Linked DNA regions of Homo sapiens: region 1 is linked to region 2. A link is an interaction called in ENCODE POLR2A ChIA-PET data of the cell type or tissue named here. Cell type or tissue: Panc1. All regions are shown on one strand. Links, peaks and the distances in the headings refer to the core of each region. The heading gives the core; the rest is flanking DNA. Region 1 holds the start of LOC124902808 (a long non-coding RNA gene). Region 2 overlaps PRMT3 (protein arginine methyltransferase 3).

What was found. Peaks named below come from ENCODE experiments on the same cell type or tissue, not always from the same donor. Only the 100,000 strongest peaks of a DNase experiment are listed, where the experiment ranks them.
Region 1: POLR2A ChIA-PET joins it to region 2 with 22 read pairs; 2 of 35 experiments call an interaction of 5 or more read pairs at or near these places.

Annotation. Positions count from the first base shown.
Region 1 is chr11:20,439,597-20,442,528 of GRCh38, reverse strand. All of the region lies in intron 10 of PRMT3 (protein arginine methyltransferase 3), which reads right to left. LOC124902808 (a long non-coding RNA gene) reads right to left here and starts at 959. Exons shown (of 2, transcript XR_007062965.1): 1 at 1-959. In Panc1, for the core only: no CTCF peak of the experiment used is centred there; no DNase peak of the experiment used is centred there.
Region 2 is chr11:20,503,820-20,506,751 of GRCh38, reverse strand. All of the region lies in intron 15 of PRMT3 (protein arginine methyltransferase 3), which reads right to left. Among named protein-coding and RNA genes, the nearest start is that of SLC6A5, 94 kb to the left of the region's middle. In Panc1, for the core only: no CTCF peak of the experiment used is centred there; no DNase peak of the experiment used is centred there.

The DNA.
Region 1 (2,932 bases), core at 150-2,649, 64 kb after region 2:
TTTTGCATAAGGGTGAATATATACATATCTAATATTTTCAAAATAACCCCAAAAATAAAAAGAAAATGGTCATCTATCCACAAAGGAAGATAACAGAAGAAGAAACAGAATGTCCTGTTATCTTAAAATGTACATAAAAATTACTAAAAAATTAGTAATTTTTTGCATAACTAAAACACAAAATTAAACTAAACAAGGGAAAAAGAAGCAATCCTCCCCAAAATTGAAAAAAAGAAAACACTGAAATCTGGTTGTATGTCAAGTTGGTAACAGAATAGGTGAAAATAGTGACTACAAGTGACTTTAAAAAAAAAAACAATATTTTGACTGTACATTTCTTATGAGATACATTCTATAAGAAAATATAAACAAAATTTAAGCTGCATTTAGAAGTCTTATTGTATAGTAGTAAAGTTGGTATTTAAGTTCTGAAACTAGCCGGGCACAGTGGCCCACGCCTGTAATCCCAGCCCTTTGGGAGGCTGAGGCAGGCAGATCACCTGAGGTCAGGAGTTCAAGACCAGCCCCGCCAACATGGCGAAACCCCGTCTCTACTAAAAATACAAAAATTAGCCGGGCGTGGTGGCAGGCACTTGTAATCTCAGCTACTAGGGAGGCTGAGGCAGGAGAATCACTGGAACCTGGGGGGCAGAGGTTACAGTGAGACGAGATCACGCCATTTCACTCTAGCCTGAGTAAAAAAAGCAAAACTCCATCTCAAAAAAAAAAAAAAAAAAAAACCTGAAACTATTGTAGGTAGGTTATATGATAAAGCAATTATCATCTTAGGAACCAAGGTTTTCTGCACAGACGTAAAGAGACGCAAGTATAAAATCAAAGACTTCAAGTAAAAATTCCATAATCTTACACGGAAAATATGAGTGTAGATTTGTGACTTTTTATATTTAAAAAGTTAATTACAGGCTGGGCGCGGTGGCTCAAGCCTGTAATCCCAGCACTTTGGGAGGCCGAGGCTGGTGGATCACGAGGTCAGGAGATCGAGACCATCCTGGCTAACATGGTGAAACCCCGTCTCTACTAAAAATACAAAAAAAATTAGCTGGGCATGGTGGCGGGTGCCTATAGTCCCAGCTACTCAGGAAGCTGAGGCAGGAGAATGGCGTGAACCCGGGAGGCGGAGCTTGCAGTGAGCCGAGATTGCGCCACTGCACTCCAGCCTGGGCGAAAGAGCGAGACTCCATCTCAAAATATATAAATAAATAAATAAATAAATAAATAAATAAATAAATAAATAAATAAATAAAAAGTTAGTAACATCTGGTCTGTAGGAACATAGATGATGATCTCTACATATCATTTTCCAATGAAAGACCAGGATTCTTTGATTCCAAGTTTAGGCAGTATAAAACGACCATAAAATATCTTCTAGTACCAGAAAGTAAAATCTGAATCATAAACATACTTATTTGATATTTTCTGTGTATTATTACAATATATCAACCTGTAATTCAGATGTTATATTGAGGACTACTAGGGTTTGTTAAAGGAACACAAGAGACAAGAAAAAAAAAGGGAGAGGTGAAACTACAGATTAAGAAATTTTAGACTTGATACCAAAGGCATGATCTATAAAAATAATTGATAAATTAGACTTTATCAATATTAAAAACTTTTGCTCTATGAAAGACTCTGTTAAAAGGACGAAAGGACCTGCCACAGAGTGGGAGAAAATATTTGCAAACCACATATCCAATAAAGGATTAGTAAAAAGAACTGCCAAACACAACAGTAACCAGTGCTTGGGACACAGTAAGTACTCAGTGGATGCTTCAATATAATTTCAAATTTTTTCTTTGTAAAATTCAAGAAAAATTAATATTACTATTTTAATATATAGTAGAATACTAACCATTTTGATAAAAGCATATCAATTTATTCATCATCATTGTACATAAAAGACATCCAGAACAACTGTTTTTGCTTTTCATGCTCTTAAATGTGTCTTTTTATGACAGAATTTCTTAATTTTGATGTAGTCCAGTCCAATTTATTTTCTCTTTTTTTTTTTTTTTTTTTTTGTATTTTTAGTAGAGATGGGGTTTCACCGTGTTAGCCAGGATGGTCTCAATCTCCTGACCTCGTGATTCGCCCGCCTTGGCCTCCCAAAGTGCTGGGATTACAGGCGTGAGCCACCACACCCGGCCTCTTTTTAAGAGTCAGCATCTCGCTCTGTTGCCCAGGCTGGAGGGCAGTGGTGCAATCATAGCTCATGCAGTCTTGAACTTCTGGGCTTAAGCCATCCTCCTGCCTCAGCCAATCAAACTGCTGGGATTACAAGAGTGAGCCACTATCTTTTCTCTTAACATTAGTATTTTGGGGGTTTTGACTAAGAAATTTTCTCTATCCAGTCATAAATATATCCCCTTTTATTATCTTCTAAAGCTCTTTTTCCATTTAGAACTTTACTCCACTTGGAACTGATTTCTTCATTTTCTATGAAGTAGAAATCTTACTTCTTTTTATTTTCCCCAGTAAGGACATTCAGTTGTTTCAGCATCATCCTTTCCTCACTACTCTGTAGTACCACCTTTACCACAAATCAAGTGACCTTATGAGTATGGGTTACACAGGTCTGTTTGTCAGTCTTTGCACAAGTAAAACACTGTTTTAATTGCTGTAGTATACTTTATAGCTTGATATCTAGTACACAAAGTCCTCCCACCTTATTCTCATAAGAGTATACAGGCTGCTTTTGGGCTTCTTTTTCATTTACCTAAAAAGCTGCTTTTTCAAACTCCACATAAACATGGTTGAGATTTTTGCTGGATTACATTAAATCTACAGATTAATATGAAGAGAATTGACATCTTTACAATGTCTTCCAAACTTCAAACATGGTAATATTATCTCCACTTACTTACAGTATTTCATCAGTTCTAAAATGGACACCTCCCCCAATACTACAATGTCT
Region 2 (2,932 bases), core at 271-2,770:
AGGAATAGCTTTAGCATCTGCATGGACACAATGAGGCTCCATATAATGACCAAGGAAATCTACATAAAACTATTGAAGTACTGAATGAATATCGTATTTAAAAAAATACAAATTCCCCATATTCAAGGAAAATTATCTGAATGCTTTTCAAGATGGTAGTGAAATAACACAAGTAAAACATAACCACCTGTTATATTTATTTTCAGAATATAAAGATTCCATTACTGATACCTTCTCTACATCTTTGCAAAAAAGGTGAGACTCACAGTTTAACACATAATTAAGGAGTTAAATAATAGAAGAAATAATGTGGCCCAAGGTGCAATCCATTCAACAAAATATAACAATTTTTGTGTACGTATATATGTTAATGTGTATATTTGGCTTTAGCTTTTATATCTGACCTATTCCTCTATATTAAGAAAATGATATAAAACTATCTCATATGACATGTTCACCAATAGTGGACATAATAAAGATTACCAGTCAGATAGTTCTACAAACTTTATGGAGTTCAGGTTAATCATTAGATAATTTATGCTTATATTTATTCAACACTTACTTTGTGCTAGGCTCTACTCTAAGGTCTTTACATGATTTATCTCACTTAATGGTCACAAAATATTGCTATGAGGTAAGCGCATTTTCCTTACTCACAGATGAAGTTCAGAAAAGGTAAGTAATTTGCCCAAGGTCATCTGCCAGCTAGTGAAAGAACTAGGATTTTCAGCAAGGCAGTTTGATTCCAGAACCCAAGTTCCTCAACTATACTCTGGTGCTTCCCTATCTCTATCTAAAAAAATGATGATTATAGCTTTAAATATACTATAATGAATAAGAAATAGACCTAAATTTTACCGCCCCGTGGGTTTTGTTTTTTTTTTTTGGTAAAAATATTTACTTGTTTATAAACACAATTGATATGTAAGTTGATGTAACTATTATTCTATAATAACTAATGAACAATGATACACGTTTTCTTATCTAAGGCATTAACCTAAGGAAGAAATAAAAGATCATTAGTATATTGAACACATTTAAGATTTTCCTATTTTGACTTTTCTATTTTGGCTATTTTATTTGCTTCTTTTTAAATCAACATTTAAAAACTTCTATTTAAGTTATTTATTGACACCAAAACTGGGAACGAACAGCCACATTATGATAAACTGACAATGTTTTTGTAAATACATGACAGAGAATAGTAATTGCCAACTTGGTTATTGGGTTTAACTTACTGTTATTGAATTGCCAACACTGAATCAACAAACTTGATTTTTACAACACAGTGGCTTGTTAGTTCCTTTTTACTTACAAGCAGTATGTCTTATACAAATTACTTAATTTAGTTGCTGGTATAAAGTAGTTCACATATGAAAAGACAGATAATGGACACTTGAGATTCAAAAATAACAAAATGACCTCCAGAGACCCAACATAAAGTAAGTATTCTATTAGATGTCCTAGTCAGGACATTAAAGTGTGGAGGGAAAAAGGATACAGACTGGGGGAGGGGGAATTAAAGTTTTCATTTGCATACTACCTGGTTTTATACATAGAAAATCCTGAAGCTATATGCAAAGAAGGCTACTAGAACTATTTATTGAAGTTTAAGCAAGGTCTTATGATTTAGGATCAAGGTATAAAAATTCTATTTCTACGTACTAGCAATGAAGAATTTATATAATACTACAAACAACAGCTTCAAAAAAGCATAAAGGCTGGGTGTGGTGGCTCATGCCTGTAATACCAGCACCTTGGGAGGCCAAGGTGGGCGGATCACTTGAGACAAGGAATTCGAGACCAGCCTGGCCAACCTGGCAAAACTCTGTCTCTACTAAAAACACAAAAATTAGCCAGGCATGTGGTGCACACCTGTAGTCTCAGTTACTTGGGAGGCTGAGGCACAAGGATGGCCTGAACCCAGGAGGTGGCAGTTGCAGTAAGCAGAGATCATGCCACTGCACTCCAGCCTGGGCGACAGACCGAGTCTCAGTCGCTCTCGCTCTCTCTCTCTCTCTCTCTCTCTCTCTCTCTCTCTCTCACACACACACACACACACATACAATACTTGAGATAAATGTAACAATATATGTCTGACTTACATAAACTACAAAACAACTTTAAAGATGGTCCACATAAATGGAGAGACCCACTCTCTCGTGAGTGAAAGACTCAATGTTGTTAAGATGTCAATTTTCCCTAATCTATTGATTTAACAAAATCCCAGTCAAAATCCTAACAGGCTTTCTTAGGCCAGAAATTAATGAGCTGATTTTAAAATTTATATGGCAATATAAAGGACCTAGAATAGCCAAAACAACTGTTTGTGTAAATCTTGCCATTTTGTTCTTTTTCAATCTTATAAAGACTGTCTTAAAGGCACAAGGACAGACATACAGATCCCTGGGGGAAAATGAGAGCTCAGAAGTAGATCTATATGCATATGGTCAATTAATTTTTGACAAGGGAGCCAAGGCGATTAAATCGGAAAAGGATAGTCTTTTTAAGAAATGATGATGGAGCAAGTGAATATACATTTGGGAAAAGATGAACTATTATTAACTTTTAAATTTAACTCAATTAGATGACCACCCAATTTGAAATCAAGCAAAATATCTGAGCAGAAATCTCACAAGAAGATATAAAAATGGCCAATACACATATGAAACAATGCCCAACATCACATCAGGCAAATGAAAACTACAAGCACAGCTATAACTACATACTCAAAACGGCTTAAAATACTGCATCTTTTTTATAAGTGTTAAAAATGATGTGGAACAACTGAATTCACAATGGTGTTAGCCCTAGGGATGTTAGATAGCATAGTCATTTTTAAAAAATTTGCCAGTTTCTTATAAAGTTAAATATACACTTACCATAAGACCCAGTAATTCCACTTCTAGGTACTTACCCAAGAGAAATGAAA